Linked DNA regions of Homo sapiens: region 2 is linked to region 1. A link is an interaction called in ENCODE POLR2A ChIA-PET data of the cell type or tissue named here. Cell type or tissue: HepG2. All regions are shown on one strand. Links, peaks and the distances in the headings refer to the core of each region. The heading gives the core; the rest is flanking DNA. Region 1 overlaps ANKRD17-DT (ANKRD17 divergent transcript). Region 2 has its middle 7.3 kb from the start of ALB.

Region 1 (11,037 bases), core at 1,939-9,938:
TAGGCTCCCAATGAACATTTGTTAAATGAATAAATGGAATGTGTAGAACTTTCTGGAGATACCAGGTAGAATACGTATAAAAAAGAAATCCAGAAAAAGATGTTAAAGCTTATTATTGATTTTTAAAAACTATCTACTTAGTAATTGAAATTAATGGTAAAAAAAAAAAAAAAACAGACAAACAAAAACAAGCTGGGCACGGTGGCTCATATCTGTAATCCAACAAGTTTAGGAGGTTGAGGCAGGAAGATTGCTTGAGGCCAGGAGTTCAAAACCAGTCCTGGCAACATAGCCAGACCCTATATCTACAAAAAAATTAGAAAGTTAGTCGGGCATGGCAGCATGCACCTGTAGCCCCAGCTACTCAGGAGACTCAGGCAGGAGGATTGCCTGAGCCCAGGAGTTGAGGCTGCAGTGAGCTATGATCACACCACTGCACTCCAGCCTGGGCAACAGAGTGAGACCATTTTTTTAAAGGGAAAAAAAAGAGAAAATAAGATAGAAGATAGTACTATAGAATGCTTCTGTTCGTTTTCGGTTTTTAAAAATATATTTATGTATAATATTATTTATGGTACGAATCCTCTGTCACAAAAAGGCTTCAAAATACAGTAGCTTAAATAAGATTCAAATGTATTTTCCTGTAATGTTACATCCAGATACAAGCAGTCTGAGACTGATAGGGCAGCTATCCTTGACATGATAATACCTATCTCTAGATTCAAAATAGCTGTTCCGCTCTCTCCACCCGCTAGCTAGTGAAAAGAGGGGAAAATTCTAGGGGAAAAAAAAATAGGCCCGTTCCTTGTTGTGTTTTTTTGAGACAGAGTCTGGTTCTGTCACCCAGGCTGGAGTGCAGTGGCGCAATCTCGGCTCACTGCAACCTCCACTTCCCAGGTTCAAAGTATTCTCCTGCCTCAGCCTCCTGAGTGGCTGGGACTACAGGCACGCACCACCACGCCCAGCTAATTTTTGTATTTTTTGTAGAGATGGGGTTTCACCACGTTGGCCAGGATGATCTTGATCTTGACCTCATGATCCGCCCTCCTTGGCCTCCCGAAGTGCTGAGATTACAGGTGTGAGCCACCGCGCCCAGCCAGGGCCTTTCCTTTTAAAGAAATAACCCAGAAGAGGCACGCATTATTTTTACTCATCCCATTGAGTAGAACAGTCTCATAGCCAAACCTAGATCCAAGGGAGCCTAGAAATGCAATCATTCACTAGATGTGCCTAGATAAAACTAGGGAGTCGATGCTTAAAGGAAGAATGGAGAATGGTGATTGGTGGGTAAGTAACAGTCTCTCTCACACATAAATATACTTGAACATAAACAATTTTGGAAGAATAAGAATTTCTGGGAAGTTAGAATGAACTCCCAGAGGTCTGGATTAGAGAATGGCTTACCTATTTGGTAAATCATTTTGTATTATTTGGAATAATTGCCGAGTATGTATATGCTACAGTTCGATGTTTTCTCCCCCAAAACTTTTGTTGAAATGTGGTCTCCTGTGTTGGAGGTGAGGCCTGATGAGAGATGTTTTGGGTCAGGAGGGTAGATCACTTATGAATGCCTTGATGCCATTCTTGAAGTAATGAGTAAGTTCTTCCTCTGTTAGTTCCCAAGAGTCGGTTGTTTAAAACAGCTTGGCACCTCCCCACCCCTTGCTTTCTCTCTCACCATGTGATCTCTCCCCTTCACCTTCTGCCATGAATGGTAGCAGCCTGAGGTTTTCACCAGATGCCCAATCTTACAGCCAGCAGAGTCGTGAACCAAATAAACCTTTTTGCTTTATAAATCACCCAGCCTCAGGTTTTCTTTTACAGCAACACAAATGCATTAAGACAGAATATTACTTTGGTGGCATTAAAAATTTATTCTCGCCACTGTCAGATGCATGATAAAAGTTTAGCTTTTTGTTTACCATAACTGGTCACACATTCTCTCCCCACTGAGTAGCAGGAAAAGGGATAAAATTTTAATTTTTGAATTATGGTATCTTTCTCTCTCAGACTCTCAAAAGAGTGCGAAAATTCAGTCTTTTTTGTTTTATTTTGTTTAAATGTCTACTTTCAAGTCACTCCCACCTTTAGAAACTTTTGCTGAGTGGCATGAAGCTACATGGATGGCGAGGGCTCATGTGCTCTCATGGCACTGTGGAAAGTGGCAGGTATACACTAGTGCTTGTCTTCAGATGTGTACTGCTCCTGAAGCGTGGTTGGTAAGGACCCATGTCAGACAATTTACTGTCTGTCACAGATTTTGGAGAAGAATGTTCAGGAGTGTGAAAGACACCCTGTCTCTGCACATTCACATTGTTCCACCTATTTATTCTGTCGGGGCTGCCCCATACAGCTCTCCCTGCAAAGTGGTTAACACTCAGCACACCAAAGGAATGGGGCAAACACCCCTCTGCCCTCAACATCCACTCACCAGAATAAATGTTCCCATGTCCTCAACTGATTTAGCACTTCTTTCCCCCAGGATTTCAGCATGAAGAGAAGCAGTCAAGACATGTGTATCTCATTGCTTTCTTACTCTCTCCCCTTATCATTCTCCTGGGGACAGAACAGACAGATTCAGGCTTTCTTCTTTCTTCCAATCCCTCTTTTCCCCTAGAATAGCAAACTTCATGGCCTAGCCATCATCCTTAGAGGCAGTACCATTTCAAAGCTGGGAAAAAATGCAACAACCTAAGTTCCCAGACCTGGTTCTTGGTATGTTAATGGGAGCTACACAATTGGAAATTCTTTTTCTTTCTCCACTAAGACTAGATTTCAAGATTATTATAAGAAATCCTTTTTGGTAGTTGGGAGTGGCACCACTGTATTTTTTTTTTTTTTTTACTTTTTATTTAAAATTTGCAAAACTACACAATAGTAAAGAAAAATTTTTAAATATGCATCATACAGATGCATATAATTGTTTCATCTATAACTCACCTTTTTCTGCTGGACTTTTTTTAAAAATAATTTCCACTTTTATTTTAGATTCGGGGGCACATGTGCAGTTTTGTTACATGAGTATATTGCATAACGCTGAGGTTTAGAGTATGATTAATCCCATGACCCAGCTTGTGAGCATGGTACCCATAGGTAGTTTTTCAGACCCTTGCTCTTTTCTCTTATTCCCCCCTCTAGTAGTCTCCAGTGTCTATTGTTGCCATCTTTATGTCCATGAGTACCCAGTGTTTAGCTCCTACTTATAAGTGAGAGTATATACTATTCAGTTTCCTGCTCCTACAATAATTCACTTAGGATAGTGGCCTCCAGCTGTATCCATGTTTCTGCAAAGGACATAATTTTGTCCTTTTCCATGTCTGCACAGTATTCTATGGTGTATATGTATGTACATTTTCTTTATCCAGTCCACCATTGATGGACACCTAGGTTGACTCTATCTCTTTGCTATTGTAAATAGTGCTGTGATGAACATATGAATACATGTGTCTTTTTGGTAGAATAATTTGCTTTTCTTTGAGAATATACCCAGTCATGAGATTGCTGGGTCAAATGGTAGTTCAATTTCTAGTCCTATCAGAAATCTCCAAATTGTTTTCCACAGTGGCTGAACTGATTGACATTCCCACCAACAGTGTATAAACATTCCCTTTTCTCTGCAGTCTCACCAGCATCTGTTATTTTTTGACTTCTTAGTAATAGCTATTTTGACTGGTGTGAGATGGTATTTCATTGTGGTTTTTTGATTTGCATGTCTCTGGTGATTAGTGATGTTGAGCATTTTTTCATACATTTGTTGGACACTTCCATGTCTTCTTTTGAGAAGTGTCTGTTCATGTCTTCTTTTGCTTGTTGAATTAAGTTCCTTCTAGATTCTGGATATTAGACCCTTTGTTGGATGCATAGTTTGTGAATATTTTGTCCTATTCTGTAGGTCCCAGCTACTTGGGAGTTTGAGGCAAGAGGATTGCTTAAGCCCAGAAGTTGGAGCTTCAGTGAACTATGAACAGCCACTGCATTCCAGCCTAGGTGACAGAGTGAGACCCTGTCTTTAAAATATATACATAGATAAAATTTAAAGATTCATGGTTTTCATAGTTAAATGCTTTGCATTAAAAAAATGCTTTTTTCATTTGGAAAAGTAAATATTATCTTATAATTATTTTCTTTCTTTAGTTCAACAACTGAAAAGTCTTTCACAGTTAAAACTGTCCTTATTTAGTGACAGATTTATAATTGACTCACATTTTTATTATTTTTAAAAGTATTTCAAAATTTAACTTTTTCTTTTGAATTTTCTAGTTGAAAATATAGTGCTTACGTTATCATAGTAAAGAATCAGAATATATTCACTGTATATATAATTATATTTTTAAAAAATAGATATAATGGGGTGTGGGTATAAACTAGAAGAAAAAACATTGTAATGTGATAACATCTGTAAAACTGAACCAACAATTTTCCCCCTTGAAGTTACCAGATAGTCTATAATGTAGCTATAGCAATCCTCTAGAGAAATAGTGTTTTTAAAACAGACAAAAATAGATCCTATAGATTTTCTTAATGTAATTTTCTGATCTTTTTCTTCCATCTGGTGGTCTCAAATTACAAATTATTTCCAATGTTTACTCAGTTACACAACTGTATACCAAGAGTTCCAGATGGCTTTTTACAACAAAGTTAAAGAAATGTTTCTGCTAAACACATTTTATGAAGGACTTCAAAAGACAAATGATGCAAATACATTTTGACAGAGAGACCTAACACTTTGGAATATGTAAATCTTTGTTCCTCTCTGGAGTATGTGGGAATGCTCTGTAACACTATTTAAATGATGACAAAATAATGTTGGGTATACAAACATAGTAGGGAATAAGAGAACTTGAATTCTAATCTCTCTTCTGCTCTAAATTGCTCTGCAATTTGAACAGTTTCTTAACCTATCTGAGCCTGTTGTCAGATGCAAAACCTGGAGAGCATGTTTCTCTCTCACATCACATTGCTGTTAGGCAAAGTTAAGGACTGCATTAATTAATGTTATTTTAACATTATTGGTTTTGAATCAGTAGCTAACCATCCAAAGAGAACTAGAATGTTAATTTGAAAAGTGTCTTATTAGCAGCAATATTAAAATGACCTAATTCAGTTGCACAAGTTTAATGGAAATTAGAATTGGAGAGAAAAGCAGCAAGTTCAAAAAGAAAGTAATAAAAAGAAGAAAATAAGTTGAAAAATACCACAGACTATTCAAAAGAAAGGCTCAGAGTTATTCAGAAATATTAGCTTTAATTAACCATAAAATGTATATACTAATTATCTATTAGGAAATTGTGCAGTGCAATAGGCTTGTCCAGATAATATCTACCCCTTCTAAGGATCTGCAAGCGAATTTTCTAAAATTCATGTATTCAAATAACTAATCTTTTGTAAAACAGTAATAATAATGCCACAGGTTTTTTGTTGTTCTTTTTTGTTTGTTTTTGTTTTGTTTTGTTTTGTTTTGTTTTGAGAGGGGGTTTCACTCTTGTTGCCCAGGCTGTAGTGCAATGGCACGATCTTGGCTCACTGCAACCTCCGCCTCCCGGGTTCAAGTGATTCCCCTGCCTCAGCCTCCCAAGTAGCTGGGATTACAGGCACGCACCACCACTCCCAGCTAATGTTTTGTAGTTTTAGTAGAGACAGGGTTTCGCCATATTGGTCAGGCAGGTCTCAAACTCCTGACCTCAGGTGATCCGCCCGCCTCGGCCTCCCGAAGTGCTGGGATTACAGGCGTGAGCCACCACGCCTAGCCCACAGTTTTTTTTAAAGTATTACTTAAAGTCTTACAAAAAGTGTTGCTATTGTAATCAGATTGAGAATGTGTTTTTGGAGGCTTAACAGGCATCTAGCATATTGCTGTCATTCTTTTACTAAGACAATATCATTAACAGTGGCTTAAGTTGATATGGTCTGCTATCTTTTTCTATTCATACATAAACATGCAGCCTTTTGTTCATGGATGCCCGTTCTGTTAGCCTGTTGTAAGATCCCAATTTATGTTCGTGGAACTGAATTGAGCTAACTATACAGATCTTTGACTACCACTTAGTACAGAGGCTTGTGCATAGAAAGCTATCCAGTTTAAATACGGGCCAAAAGTCCTGCAGAATTGCTGCTGCTTCTTGCAGACAATTATTTAAACATCGAATGCGTTTTAAATGGTGTATAACTTATAAGGCAAGAAATTTATAAGTAATACAATTTCTATAAAAGAGAAAATATCACTGTAAAAAATTTTTTTCTTCTACTTGTAGGAATCAGAAATGTCTCAAACTGAGTATAACCCACACAGTTACTATTGAGGAAAAAAATTCCAATTCTTAGGTACTTTAGAAAGAAATTAAAGGTGAAGATATTATATATCTAGAGAGTGTGTTTTGCATTACCTTTGTGCACCATTAAGCAACCCAAATTATTTTTGTCAACCAGTCAACATTTCAACCATATCTGGCTTCTTGGTGTTATCCAAATGTTTGTTTTTTTACATCATGTTGACTCCACAGCCACAGTAATTTTTAAACACTCGGTTCCTCTACCTTTGGACTTCAGGGCACTAATATATGGCAGGCATTTCAACAATGTTTTATATGACAGAAAAAGTATTCCACAGTGGTTTAATATGGAAAATTATAATAAACAGCTAGCATTTACTGAGCACTTATCTTGTGCCAGGCACTAGGTTTCACACGTATTATTTTATTTTACCCTCAGGGCAAAAAAGAAAACTGAGCGTTGGAGAGGTTAGGTAACTTATCCAAGGCCATAGGCTTAGTTAATAAATAAGCCGGGACTCAAATCCAGATCTAACTTAATCACTTATCTCTCAACACTCAACATCCTGTTATTGCAAGAGCAGTTCATTAAATGTTACAAGAAATTCAGTGTTTCAAGAATGCAGTACATGCTGACAAAGACATGGATACCATAGCTTCTTCATTCTTCTATAGATAACCATTATTTTATCTGTGTTCAGAGCTATAACTGAAGAAGTGGGAGAAGGAGGAAAAAGAAGGGGAAGAGAAAAACAGCAAGAACAAAATGAACAAGAACAGGAAGAAAGAAAGAAAAAATTAATTTAATATTTTTCCCTTGGAAAATAAAAGCTAAATTCCAAGAATATATCATTTGGATCATATTGGTTAGTTCTTAAGTTACTGTCTCTCTGATCTAAACCCATCCTTCTTTTCTTTATTTTGTAAAGTTGGGACAGAAACTTTGAGAATTGCGTTTCCCCTTTGTCAGTTAATTCCTGTTAAAATCTGCCAAAGACAGCTGCAGAAGAAGATTATAAAGCAGGAGGAAGACCAATATATTTTAGAAAGAAATAATATGGATAACAGCAGCAGTAGATAAACTGGGAAAAAAAAGAGGCAACAGAGAAATTCATTAAACAAATAAAATAAATCTTTAAAAATATTAATAAAATTTGAAAACTTCTGGCACAATTGATCAAGAAAAAAAGAGAAGCCACAAAAAAAATTGAACTGAATAAAAGGAATAGAGAAGTAGAGCTACAACAGAAATGAAGAAAGAATACTGAGGGTTTCTGCCTCAAGGAATGGCAGATAATTTATCTCTTATGAATACTCTGACTCCCAGTGGAAAATGGAATAGAGACAAAGTAGAAATGTGGGATTATTGGAACATATAATAAAGAAAACTTCCAACATAAACAAAATGGATTAGTATAATGAATCGTGAAAGAAGTCGGAACTTAAACATTGGAGGACAGAACACTACCATAGCTGCAGGTATTTCTGGGATGGCAAAATAAGGCTAGTTCTGGGAATATATAAAGAAAATGGAAATTGGAACCAAATGCTTCTTCAACATAAAAAGCCATTGCTAGGGTGAAGCTGACACAAACAGCCAGCTAACAGAAAGGAGCAAACAAAATTGGAAAATATTCAAAATACATAATGCATAGTGATAGTGCAAGTGTGTGCCAAACGTGCCCTCATACACTGTTTATGGTAATATTAATAGTATACAACCTTTCTGAAGGCAATGTGGCAATATGTTTCAATACCATAAAAATGTACATACTGTTTCATAAGGTGATCCACATTTGGTAGTTTGTTTAAAGACAAGATTCAGAGATGTGCCTCAAAATTTGCATTCCTAATGGTAATAAAATACATTCAACATGGGAATAGAGACCAAACAATTAAGCTGAGCAAGGATTATGCCCAAATCACCTCCTCCAGGAAGCCTTTCAGACAATCTATAAGGTGAAGTAGCTACCTCATCTGTGAGCTCCCATTGTCCCCTGCACTTCCCCCTAATTCACCACGCTTACAGTAGGCCATAAGGTGATGGTTTGATTATTTCTCTTATCCCCATCTGATGGTGTCTTTATCTCTGTATCTTCAGCACCTGCTCAAAGAAGGATTCAATAAATATTAATTGAATAAATTAAAGAAAAAAATAGGAAGAAAGGATACTTTTCATGAAAAAGGCATTGATCTGTAGACATGACAAATATGTGTAGGGATAAATTCATATTTCTTTTAATTAAAAAAAATCAATAGCCGAGTCTTCCACTTTATGAACAACGTAAGGCCTGTGCTGAGTTTCTTTCATTCACTTCGCCAGATCCACACCACACCCTTCTCCACCCTGGTCTGTGCTACAGGAAACTGACCTGCATGGACCGTGTCTACTGAATCCCTTGCCCTCTAGGTTCCATGAGGTTCTGTCAGTGGGAAGCCTGGTGGCAGATTGGGGTTGATAGGAGAATGAGGTAAGACTGTTAATTTCCTTGCTCCCTGCCTGCTGGGTCATTGTGAATCATTTGGTCTCTCTTTGGGAAGCTTCAGCTCTGGTTGGGCAGTTATCTCCAAACAGCCACCCACTCTGTGTTACAGTATCTGCTCTCTCCCCTTGCTTCTTCAGGCCTAGAAATAATACGGTCTCTCAGGCTGGGTGCAGTGGCTTACACCTGTAATCCCAGTACTTTGGGAGACCGAGGCAGACAGATCACTAGGTCAGGAGTTCGAAACCAGCCTGGCCAGCATGGTGAAACCTCATCTATACTAAAAGTACAAAAATTAGCCAGGCATGGTGGCACATGCCTGTAATCCCAGCTACTTGGGAGGCTGAGGCAGGAGAATTGTTTGACCCCGGGAGGCGGAGGTTGCAGTGAGCCGATATCGAACAACTGCCCTCCAGCCTGAGTGACAGAGTGAGACTTCTTCTCAAAAAAAAAAAAAAAAAAAAAAAAAGAAAAGAAAACAAAAAAGAAAAGAAAAGAAACGAAAAGAAAAGAAATAATACTGTCTCTCCATCTTGCTAGATCTGGCATAGTTGGGTTTTCTAAACTCTGCCTGCAGGTTTGTAAAAAAGTCCTCTTCTCAAATTACCTGGTTCGAATGGGCCCTCGGATTCTTGCCAGAACCCTGACTATTAAAAGGCCTTCATTCACAATTCTGAATAAGATCTTGAAAAGGGGACAAATTTTATGGTTGACCTTAGTATCCTCTAGTGTTTTTTTAATCCAAAGATATAATGATGAATATCAATAGGATCCTTTAAGGCAGTGTTAATTAGCAGAAATGTGCTAACAGTTTTACTATGGGCAAGCATTAATGCTTTTTAAAATCAATAATATAAACTATAGTTAGAAAATAGCATAAAACAAGCTGTTTCATAGCAGAAAAAAAGCTGTAAACCAGGAAAAACATTATCAGTTTTCTCTCCAAAGCAACGATGCAATTTAATCTTAAAATTCTAAAGAACAATAAATATTAAGAATCACTAGACAATAGGTGTCTCCATTATGCTATCCATTTTTATGTCCTATACTTTCAGTGTTTAGAACAGCACCTTGTACATGAGGACTGAGAAACTACTTATTCAACTAACTAATCAGGAAGCATACTGTAAACAAAACATAAAATATCATCTGTATAAAAAGGAAGATTTTACACTGAGAATATGAAGTGACAGTCTGGTTATTAATAAAGACATAAGTGACCAAAAGATCTAGAAAATAGTAAATACCCATAAATAAATACATAAAAATGATTGATATGTACATAGACTAAAACTATTGGACTTGTATGAAAACAGTAGATACCATTTGTTAAGTGAATACATCTATTAAGTACTTCACATATACTATTAATAGCTTCAATGCGCACATTCCTGTTACGTGGAGGTAATTAAGGAAGGCCTAGGAGGGGGTGATAGCTGTGTTAACCCAGAAAGAAGGAACAGGAATTGTCCAAGAAGATGAAAGGAGAAAGAAAGTTCCAGGTAGAACACCAACTTGTGCAAAATCACAGAGACAAGAGAGAAGGATGCATTTCAGGAACTTCAGACATTTCAGTCCTGAAGAAGGGGTGAAAGTTGCCAGGAGACAAAGCAGGATTTTATCATGAAGACCATGGGAAGCCATTATTTCTACATAGAAATATCATTATCTAACATTTGTTTTAGGCAAGTGTATGGCAAAGCAGTGTAAAGATGATTGTTATTAAGACTAAAATGAATAATAAGGGCAAGTAATAAATATACTGTAAAGCACAGACACTCGTTCTTATCTTTCTTAGGTTTTTGCTACGCTGCTTTTTGCACCCCTGCATTATTATACCAGTCTACATTCTAAGAAAAGTCACCTTTGGCTTTGTGCCCCCCAGTCAGCTGTTCAGTCTGTCCGGCAGATCCCCATTGGCGTTTATACCAACCAAATCTTTTGGAGTTGTACATCCTTTGCCTAATGCCCTAACAAGGCTCTACAGCACTCACTGGGACAAGAGCACCACCTTGTGTTGCATCACTGATTGTTCACAATTCTCAACATGCTTTGTTTTTGCTTGAGCTAGAGCTACTTGTGGCTGAGGCCTTTGAAGCTTCCTCCCAGGAGTAGCATAGAATAGAAAATTGTTAACAAATATTTTTCCAAATATAAAAAAAATGGAGCCCAAGCCCTTTTTTCAATACAGTAATAGTGCCAATGCCTAACATTAGTATATTGGTTACTACATGCTGGAAAATGCTTAGCTTATGTCCTCTGAACTCTTGCTATTTACTATTGTT
Region 2 (11,037 bases), core at 909-8,908, 51 kb before region 1:
GTTACTAATTGACAAATTCAGGCCTTTGTCACTCTCACATATACTTTGTGCATACTTTTTCATTTAACAAATGAAAAGAATAATATTAGTCCATTTAGTTTTCACCACAACATTATAATGTAATATATTGTTAAATACAAAGAAACCTAAAAAAATCTCAAATTCATCATGACTGAATAGAAACTTTGAATTGATTTTCCTATATCTAATGAAGAGCCCTAGCTTTAAAACAAAATTGATGAAACCTAAAAGAATCTTTTCTTTTTTTTTTTTTTTTTTTGAGATGGAGTCTCGCTCTTTCGCCCAGACTGGAGTGCAGTGGCACTATCTCGGCTCACTTGCAAGCTCCGCCTCCCGAGTTCACGCCATTCTTCTGCCTCAGCCTCCCGAGTAGCTGGGACTACAGGCGCCCGCCATCACGCCCGGCTAATTTTTTGTATCTTTAGTAGAGACGGGGTTTCACCGTGTGCCAGGGTGGTCTCGATCTCCTGACCTCGTCATCCGCCCACCTCGGCCTCCCAAAGTGCTGGGATTACAGTCATGAGCCACCGCGCCCGGCCAAGAATCTTTTCTTACAGTACTAATGAGGCATTTTGCATATGTGCATCCTACTAAAAGATTAATAGTTTAGAAATTAAAATATTTAATTCTCAATGATATCTGCATACTTAAAATTAATGTTTCTTAAGAAATACTTGAACAATTGCATCTTCTGGATTTGCAAAGTAAAAATTTCTGCATTTTTCTCTGAAAACCTCTGGCATTAATTCTATATGAACATTCTATACTGAGAGAAATAAACCTACATAATTGTTAGTCATTTCTAAATTTCCTGTTCTTCAAACTTTGAAACTCTGTTTAGTCAGTCATCAACGGGCTCTGGCATGAGGGTAAATGCAAATATTTAGAGTAAGAGTTATAAATATGGTTTAGAGATTCTCTTTACTCGGTAAACAGAAAAATAGCCCCAATGATTTTTAAATGTTTTCTCATCTTTGTGGGAGAAGTTTAAAAATAGAGAGTAGTTAAGAAAAGTATTTTCTTTAGAAAGAATAAGTGTACTGATCATTTAGAAAAGAAAAAAAAAATACCTCAATTGAAATGTACATATACCTGGGATTTAAACCTGAGCCTTTAACCCTTTTGTTCTTTGTTTTGCATTCACTTTGACGTGATACAAAAGGCACAGTTTTTAAGTAGATAAAATGTCTCTGAACCGGTCTCCCATTTTCCAGCCACTCTAACAGTAACTTTAAATCCGCACCCTTCTGCTACCCTCAGGACTCCCGAAGCTTCTCACTGAGTCATTCACACCAGGTTTGCCCTCCATCTAGCAATCCATTTAGTCCAGCTTTTATGCCATCTCCCACTCTGATAGGTTATATTTCTGACTCTTCTTCTCTTAAAGATAAAGGGAAACATATTCATGGAAATGTAATAATATCTAATAATATCCTCAATATTTTATAAGAGACTTTCTATAAACAACCACTTTACCCAGAGTCATTCCAAAATACAAGAAATTTGGATTTGTTTGGAGAGAAAATTGGGGACAGGAAAATCTTACCATTTTTCTACTATAAAATAAACATATGCAGATCCTTCCTATCATGAAGAGCTTGTATTACTCTCTACAAAATATGCAAGAGTGGAAAAGTGAAAGACTGTTAAGCATCAAACTAACCAATTGAAACATAATCAGTAATTTAACTTCTTATTCACTTATGGAGATACATTTCCCTCAAAAAAAGTTAGAATGAAAGTGTATAAACTTATATAAGTATTTCTAATGCAAATAAAAATGTATAAACATATAGGTATTCTAATGCAAATAAAAAATTGGAATATAATCCAAACAATTGCTCCCTTATTTCCCTCCATAAGCCATCCCCCCAGATATTCACTTGAATTAGTGAGAAATATGGAATTGGCTGAAGATTTCATAGGGAATGAGGAGAAAAAAGGTTATATCATAAAAACCACCCTAGGTCACCATCTTTGGCTTGTCCCACCTTTTAAGTCCCTCTGCCCCCAGATCTTCCATGATGAAAGAGTCCCTCTCCTTGACTTTCTTCATGTTACACTGGGCCTCTGGAATATATATACATTCGAATTTCCTAACCTTTTACTTTAAATTTCTCAGTTCTTCTCCGTGTGGTTTAATTCAGCTCAGTGTCAGTTTCTAGCTGCAGAACTGGACATGCAGATCTGCATATATCTCTATGCCATATGGGTCAAGTTGGACTAAATTATCTTTAACGATCCTTCTACCTTGAACATTCTGCAATTCCATGTTTTCAATGTGACAGCCTTATCAAATGAGAAAAGGACCTGAGTGGTAGGAAAGAATATATCAAGTTAGGCAATTAGGATTCAAGTTTGAGAGCTTGTTCATTCCTAAGCCTCACAATTGCTCCTCAAGTATTACGCTCTAGCTAGTTCAGCTTAATATTTTTAAAGAATAAAAAGTTCATTTAAACTTATTTAAACTATATTAATGAGACTTTCTCATATTTTTTTATCAAGTTTTTCAAGTGCAAGAAAAATATAGTTAATGTCTGCAATCCATGTTTATCCATTCTTAATAAATTAACAACTAATAGAATCTATAAACATATAAATTGAAATTAATACTAATCCTGTCTCATAAGGATAGCCACAGATGGAAATTAAACAGAAATGAATGCACTTTGAATCTATTCATATTCTATATTTTAAACATGAAATTCAAGAAACTTGTTACTTAAGTTTAAAGTTATAAAATTGAACTTTATCAATCTTCTATAAAACAACTAAGATTGTATAGCTAAAATAGTCTCATGTTGAAATTTTAGTGGATAGAGTTTAGAATGTTTTTATTAAAAGGTATTTTTTCTTCTTGATGTCTTCTATAGCTTTAAGCTTTGCGAGATGTTTTGTAATCTTTTAGTGCCAGTTCTTAGCTAAAACTTTCTCAACCCGTAACCCAGCTGAAGCTTGGAATTTAAGCCTTGAAATTCTCAGGAGTTTTCCAAGAAGGTATGTGTGCGCTGACATCAATAAATGAATTATTTGATCCAAAAAAGTGTAAGTTTTAAGAAATATATCATATAAATAATTGGCAGATGTTCACTTTTTTGAGAGAAATTCATCTCTAGCCAAATTATAATAAACTACATAATATAAATGCTTTCAAAAATAATTGTAAAATATTTTTGGGTATATAAGCATTGAATTGTTCAGTATTAGTTTTTCATTATATAGATATTGAAAACAATAAAATTCTTTTGTTAGAATAATACTTTGAAAATTTGGTTTGCTAAAATCATTCAGTTAACAATAATATATTGCAACAAAAACATGCATTTAAATAAAACAAAGAACTAATTTTAGTAACATATGATGTTGACAATGGAACTCTTTTTCCAAAATGCTTCTGATTTACAGCAGTGACATAGTCTATGTATTTAACAGCAATAACTTAAGTTACTAGATAAAATACAGATAATTATTATTTTGATTCAATTTTAATTTTTAAATGTATACTGTTTATTTATTCAGTTATTAATGTATTGAAAGCAAATGGCTGTGTTTAAAGCATTTAATGTCTTGAAAGCAAATGGCTGTGTTGATGAGTCCAAACTTATATCTGCAGTTATGTGGAAAATTGACAAAAAATCCACATCAGAAGTGATGATACCTAAAAGTAAATATTGGCCAGCATCAACAAACATGCTAATTATTTAACAATAGCATTCTTGTTGACAGGGCACAACCCATAAGACAGTGTTTCATAATTATTTTAAGGAGCTGATTTCAAGGAGCTCACAATGTAACAAGGGATGCAGGAAAATAAGAAGATAATTATAGTGAAACATTATAAATTACTATGCATGTAGAATACAAGGTACTCCTGGGATAATAAAGAAGCAGTGGAGGAGAAGCTCTACATCCAAGGACAATCTCACGTGTAAATAAGCTGTGTGGGCTCTAACCTCCTTAGCTACCTATACAATCCAACAGACTTCAAATTTCAAATTTGTATTCACTGTGTTTATTTTTGCTTGTGAAGACAGTTTTCCTGGAGAAATGGAATGAGTAGGCAGAGGACTGAAGAAAGTAAGGAGGATATGATGATGTGTAATTTCTAAATGTTTCATAAAATATCAAAGCAAAGAATTAGATCCCAGCTTCAAAGACAATGAAACTTCCTGCAGAACCTTAAGAAAGAAAAGAAATGCAGGCTGGCAAGCAGAAAAAAAAAAAGCCGAGTTCGCAATTATCTGGGTTTTCAGGCAAAACTAAGCATGAAAATGATCATTTCTCTCTCCCATTCCACTGCCTTCTGTATACCTCAAACATCTATCTTTTAGGGGTCCCACCTTTCCAACCATTACCCAGCCTCTAAGTTCCATGTGCCTCCTTTCTAACATAAACCCCATACCAAAACTTCCCTTTCTTAACCTGTTGGCAAATTCGGGTAGGTCTTAAATATTAAAAATCTTACTAAGCTAATTCTACAAAATCTCACAAAACCTCTCCTTATCTGAACCTCATGCTCCTAATCTCATCAACACTCTATTTCCTCCCCCATACCTAACCTTTCTAGAATAGAGGCATTTTATTATAAAAGGGACTCCCATCATGCCAGTTAATTCCTAATGGATGGAATTTCAAACGGGTGGCAAAGTGGAAAAAGAACCTGAAACAGTGGTTCCACAGTTCTTCAAATCTCACCATGGGAATCCTATCCCACTAGAACAAAAGGTTAACTGACCCTTGTAAATAACTGTTAGGGTCTGAACTTTGGTGCCTGAACTTTGGAATCTCTGTTTGGCTGTTCAGAAAGCTTTTTTCCTTTTCTATTTGGGTCATTGAGGTTTTTAGATTAATGTTGCAGACAACAGAAATGCTACAATTTATATCCTACATCCCCAAGATAATAAGTTTCCTGAAAGCACTAACCATGGTTCATCCTCACTGTATCTAACACTAGATCCAGCTCATGCCTAGATACAGATAGATACAGACTAGATACAGAAGTCATTCAAAACTTTCATTGATTGTCAATTTAATTTGTCAGATCGAGTCAACTGTAGCCATATGGTAAATGGCCATGAGCACTTGATACCGTGCATCCTCTACATTTTTCTTTTCTCATTAGAACGCAATCCAGAAATTAGTGTAGTTAAAGGTATACCGTGAAGGTAAACAGGCTAGCAGAAGCTGCCTTACTTCAATCCTGACCAACTGAAGAGGTTAAAAATATTCTAGCCACTAGTCAAAACAGGGTCTATTTAAATGGCCCAATGATATATCCTATTGGCCCAGCAGCCACACCACAGTCATTGCCCAGAATGTTACTCAATACTTACAATGTGCTGTTATGGCTGGCTCTTCTTTGGCCTCCCCACTCAAATCCAAGTCCCAAACCAGTACTAATTCCCATTGATATTATTTTGTATTTGGTTTAGGTGAGTAGACAAAGGGGATGCTAAAGGAGTTTAAATATGAAAATCTTTCCAGTGACTCAACCACCCTGTGAAGCAATGTTTTTTGTTGTAGAGAAACTTGCTCATGGCCACTTACTACATTGGTGCAGTTGCTTCTTGATTAGCCAAATTAAACTAACAGCCACAAATCTGTCCATTCAGGGGTTGTTCTTTTGTTCACTCTTACTGTACCTTAAAATTGTTCATAATCCTGGAAAACATCAAATATGAAATGTATCTACAAGCATAGGGAGGGGAGGATATTGGGGACATTACTCACTAGGAAAAATCCAGTGTAGTTAAATATTAACACAGCTACCTTTATTTTTAAACTAAAACATATATTTTATAGTAAAAAAAATAGTGATGATATTTCATGCTATTTCTAATATTCTTTGTCATCCACATCCTGGGGTATATGTAACTAATTTATTCATGGGTTAGAAACTGTTCTGTTTGTAGTCATGATCATCTAGGAAAAATTTCTATACCCTGTGAACTCAAGCTTATTTCCTAATGCCATATGGCACAACCCCAAAATCTGGATTAGCCTTGACCTTTCTTCCGTAAGGGCCTCATTGCCAAAAATTTCTACAACACACCTACTATAGAAAGTTCCTAATTTTCAACTATCTTTAGAACAACTTTCAAACAGGGTCATGAAATAAATTTAGGATGTCATGGCCAGTATTGTTTAGTAAAATAAAATTAATAGAATAGAATTGATCAGGGTAAATTGCCTGTAGTGGGATTAGCACCATTTTGTAAAAGTTTTGCTATACATATGTATATCAGGTCATCATGTAAAATCTGTGTTTTACTCAGGTCACTGTCAAAAAAACTTGGAAATCCATTCCTCTTCATGAAACCCATTTGACATCACCTCAGCATGTCAGTATGTTCTTAGTCAATTGGCCAATTTCCCTCCACAACCCCCATCTAATTTTTTTTCCCAAATTTACCCATTTGGCTTATGATACTGTAAGTTTTCATGCCATAGCATTTGATAGCTTCGGAGTGCCTTTAATAATTTCTTCTCTTTAACTTCAAGTATCCAATATGTCCCTAAACAGTTTTGATCTATCTGTTAGTTAAATTGTTTTGACCCATTTTCACATTTATTCTTACTCACCAGGGCACTGAGGCCAGTTTGGTTCAGGCTCTCACCAAATCACACCTGAGTTATTACAATAAACTCTGAATTAATGATCATATTTCTAGTCCCTATCTACTCTGATTAATACCAAAACTTTCCTCTCCTTAAGATATTTTATTGGTTCCCCATTACATTTTAAATAAATGCCAAGCTTCTTGCTTTGGTATTCAAAATGTTCTGTAATCCATCTGGACAAGGTGGCTCAGACCTGTAATCCCAACACTGTGAAAGGCCAAACTGGGAGGATTGCTTGAGCCCAGGAGATTGATACTAGCCTGGACAATAAAGTGAGATCCTGTCTGTACAAAAATAAATAAATAAATAAATTGCCCAGATGTGGTGGTGCACACCTGTAGTCTCAGCTGCTCAGAAGCCTGAGGTGGGAGATTTCTTGAGCCCAGGAGTTTAAGTCTGCGGTGAGCTATAATCATGCCACTGCACTCCAGCCTGGCAACAAAGCAAGACCCTGTCTCCAAATTTAAAAAAAAAAAAAAAAGCAACATACTCTGTAATCTGATTCCACTAGTTTATAATGTCCCTGAAAGCAGAAGCTCTGTCTTTCTCCATCACAGCAGTATCCCCAGTGGCTAGCAGATGACTGGCGCATGTGTGTTCAATGTCTGTTAAACAGGTGAGTAGACAAATGAACAAATATGTGAAGAAATGATCTCCATAATATAATCTGTTATTCTCTTTCATGAATAAATTTTCCCATTAACTCAGTTATACTCCCTGTAACATTTTTTGCAAGCCTACAAGGTATTAAATGCCATACTAGATGAGAAGATGTGCAAGGTGCTATGAGGCCATCTTCCTTTTTCCCAGGGGGTCATGTTCATTTTCAGACACAAATCTCTGCTTATTGGGCTTTCTCCCACCATGATGATTTCCCCTGCTTTGTATCTATCTAAATCTTCCCATCTCCAGAGCACACCTCCAGACCTTCTCTTTTCCCAGGCTTACATTCTTCTCACTGTCTTCTGATGACCTGTATTACTTTGTTTTCATTCTTAGTTACATCTCTTGAATTTATAAGATTTTATTAAATTGTAATCATTTTATAAGAGTAAACATTTTCCCTATTCACTGTATTCTTTACAAAATCTCAGTTCAGTACTAGACAGTAGATAGTAATTAAACCTATGAATTAAATTCAGTGAGTAAAAAATTTCCAAGTGATTGTATTATGAAAAAACAAAGATTGCTATATCCCCATCTCTAGCAAATTTAAGATTCACATAAGTAATCACATACATTCCCAGCATGTAGCAAGTGCTCTATAAATATTTGTTGACTGAATGAATAAATGAATAAATAAATGAACAAATAAGCCACTTCCAGTCTGATGTCCATCAACTCCTTGATATCCATGAAAGTACAGTAAAAGTCCATGAGTTTGTTGCCAATAGTAGTTGAAAATAACAATAATAGAAATTTTGCATTTATTCATTATAAAGCTGCAAACACTAAAATCTTAAGTGTATTTATTTTGTATTAGAACTATATTAACTCTACTGAATCCCTGAGTGTGTGAGGGGAAAGAGGACAGCAGGGGATGCCCTGTTTGTTTAACAAGCACTTATAAAATGCCTTCAAACATGCCAGTCCCTGTTCTCAGCAGCGCTTTACCAGCAGTGGCATATTTGCTTCTCTGGTACTCTTACTAGAATAGCATTGTCATTATTGCATTTTACAATTGAGGAAACTGAGGTTAACATAAAGTAGCTAAGATTAAGTAACTTGCCCAAGGTCAATAGCTAGTGAACAAAACAGCAAAGAGGCATTCAAGATATATATATCCTATAATGCCTTTCAAAAAATTAGGACAACTATTCTCTGATAGTCCCTCAAAACTATTATTATGTTGACAAAGCTACATTCATTGCTATTGGCAATAGAAAATTTGGGAGAGGAGGGAAATTGAATTGCGACCTGAGATGAGGGTGTACCCTTTTTGTCTGGTGCTTTATTATTTGCTTATCTTAAATAGGCTTTCTAAGTGTCATAAGGGCTTCTTTGTACCTTTCCTGTAACCCACAGCAGCAAAACAGATCATTAGTACATGGGGCAGTACATGCCGAAGAAGAAAACAGACACTGGCAACCATGTTGGGAATGAGAAACATCCATGACTAGTTCTAATTTCAGAGTCTCACAATAAATCCAAGATGAAATCTACTATTTCATATTGCTTTATTCTACCATTTCTTTTTTCTTGAGACTGAGTCTTGCTCTTGTCACCCAGGCTGGAGTGCAATGGTGTGATTCCGGCTCCCTGCAACCTCGGCCTCCCAGGTTCAAGCGATTCTCCTGCCTCAGCCTCCTGAGCAGCTGGGATGACAGGCCCCGCTAATTTTTGTATTTTTAGTAGAGACGGGGGTTTCACCATGTTGGCCAGGCTAGTCTTGAACTCCTGACCTCAGGTGGTCCACACACCTTAGCCTTCCAAAGTGCTGGGATTACAGGCGTAAGCCACCGCATCTGGCCTATTCTACAATTTTTTAAACAGCCACACAAAGCTTTATTTTATATTTTAACTGACATTCTTTTTACTTATTACTTCATCACTGCTAGAAAACAGGTAAAAAGAATACTCTTTAAAACACTTAAAGTCTTTCTAACCTACACCAAGTTCTGCTCTTCTGGGAAGATTAGGTTTGAATTTGTTTTTGGTTTAGCTGTACTGATGATTACATCTGTGGAATTTGTTTAAAGACAGATGGTTGCTCAGATACAAAACTGCTGGATTAAGCAGAAGCAGAGTGAAGTGGAATGATAAATACAAAAATGCAAGCCATGTGAAGGCAGCAGTCAGAATAAAACCAGGTATTCATGAGAATGAGAGTCTTTCCAGTAATTACCTAGAGATTTTCTGGGTGAGATATACAGTCACTTCATAGAACTACCGCTGCACATTTTTATCTATTTCTTATTTATTCACCGAGCTCACTCAAATGAATATCTAGTGTCTGTTCTATTTCCCACATATTTCTAGTGTCTGAGCTAGGTACCACATGAAATATTATCGTGTATTGATTAAGAGCACTAGTTTGGAATTAGACTTCTCAAGTTTGAATACCAGCTCCACTTCTTACTAGTTGTGTGGGTAAGGTACTTCAACATGCTATGCCTTGATTTTCTCTCTTGAGAATAAATAATAATCTTAATTTATGGGGTAGCTGTAAAAATTAAATTAGTTAATGCTCATCAAGTATAAACATTGCCTGCCTCATATTGACACTCAGTGAATTTTAACTAGTGTTATCATTAATGCTATAAGAAAAAGCAGGGGGGACAAGCACAGGGTCTTACTTCAAAAGTGTTCAAGTGAAATTGCAATTACAAATATGCATGCAAGCGCACTTAACTAATAAGGCAAAGGTATTTGGCTAGCCATGAACTAACCCACAGAGACTCTATGGTTGTTCACGCAGGAAGGAAGAAAGATCTATGGGTCCAAGTGGTTAGAGATGTGACTTAACTAGGTCTTAGAAAATGGGTACAACTTGGACATTTTGCTATCCTCATTATTCAAACCAATCCAGTATTAAGAGAATAGAAAAGAATCTTAGGCCTAGAAAAGTCCTTAGAGATCATTGGTTTCATTCCCTTTGTTTTACAGATTAAAATATAAAGGCCAGTTAACCAAACCATCAGCAAATTTTTTTGATTACTTACCGTGTGCCAGTCTCTATTCTAAGTGCTGGGGATTCAACATTGAATAGACTGTACATATTCTTTGACCTGAAAGAGTTTACATTCCAGTGCAGAAGACAGCAAATTAACAAGTAAATAAATAAACCTTCCATGTACTGATAAGTTGAAGATGATAATAAAATCAGGTACTGAGAGTGAGTATGATAGTGAAGGACTACAGCTTTCCTGAGGGTGTCAGAGAAGGGCTGTCTGAGGAAGTAACACTCTCATTGAGATCTGAATGCTGGTAATAGCATACAAAGTGGTCAGCAGTGGTCTGAATATTCTGAAAATGTTTTCATTCTGAATATGTTTTGTGAGTAGCACTGCCAGTAATTACTGAAAAATTAGGTGTGAAATGTAAGAAAGAAAAAGATTCAGTAATGACTCAGGTTTTGACCTAAACAACTGAGAAAATGTTGTCACCATTTACGGAAATGGAAAAGACTGGGAATGGGGGGTACATGGAAAGGGGGAAATGGGAGGATATACACTAGGCTTAAGGAAGGTAGTTACTAGTTCTGTTTGGCCTTGTTAAGTTTGAAATACTTGTTAGACATCCTGGTAAAAATGTGATGTTGTGTAATATATGAATCTAGAATTCAAGGGAGGACTTCTGGCAAAGGATAAAAATTCGAAAAAAATTAGTACATAGATAGTATTCAAAGAGATCATCTGATCACCCAGGAGGAAAATGTAGACAGGAAAGAGATGA

The links. ChIA-PET counts read pairs that join two places held together with the same protein. Peaks named below come from ENCODE experiments on the same cell type or tissue, not always from the same donor. Only the 100,000 strongest peaks of a DNase experiment are listed, where the experiment ranks them.
Region 2: POLR2A ChIA-PET joins it to region 1 with 21 read pairs; 4 of 35 experiments call an interaction of 5 or more read pairs at or near these places.

Annotation. Positions count from the first base shown.
Region 1 is chr4:73,341,291-73,352,327 of GRCh38, reverse strand. ANKRD17-DT (ANKRD17 divergent transcript) reads right to left here. Exons shown (of 5, transcript NR_187399.1): 4 at 2,432-2,556. Among named protein-coding and RNA genes, the nearest start is that of ALB, 57 kb to the left of the region's middle. RefSeq lists an enhancer at 8,521-9,022. In HepG2, for the core only: no CTCF peak of the experiment used is centred there; DNase peaks (open chromatin) are centred at 3,937, 4,667, 6,497 and 6,787; H3K4me3 peaks cover 2,761 bases.
Region 2 is chr4:73,391,478-73,402,514 of GRCh38, reverse strand. No RefSeq gene overlaps it. Among named protein-coding and RNA genes, the nearest start is that of ALB, 7.3 kb to the left of the region's middle. RefSeq lists enhancers at 1-93, 4,750-4,830. In HepG2, for the core only: no CTCF peak of the experiment used is centred there; a DNase peak (open chromatin) is centred at 4,784; H3K4me3 peaks cover 124 bases.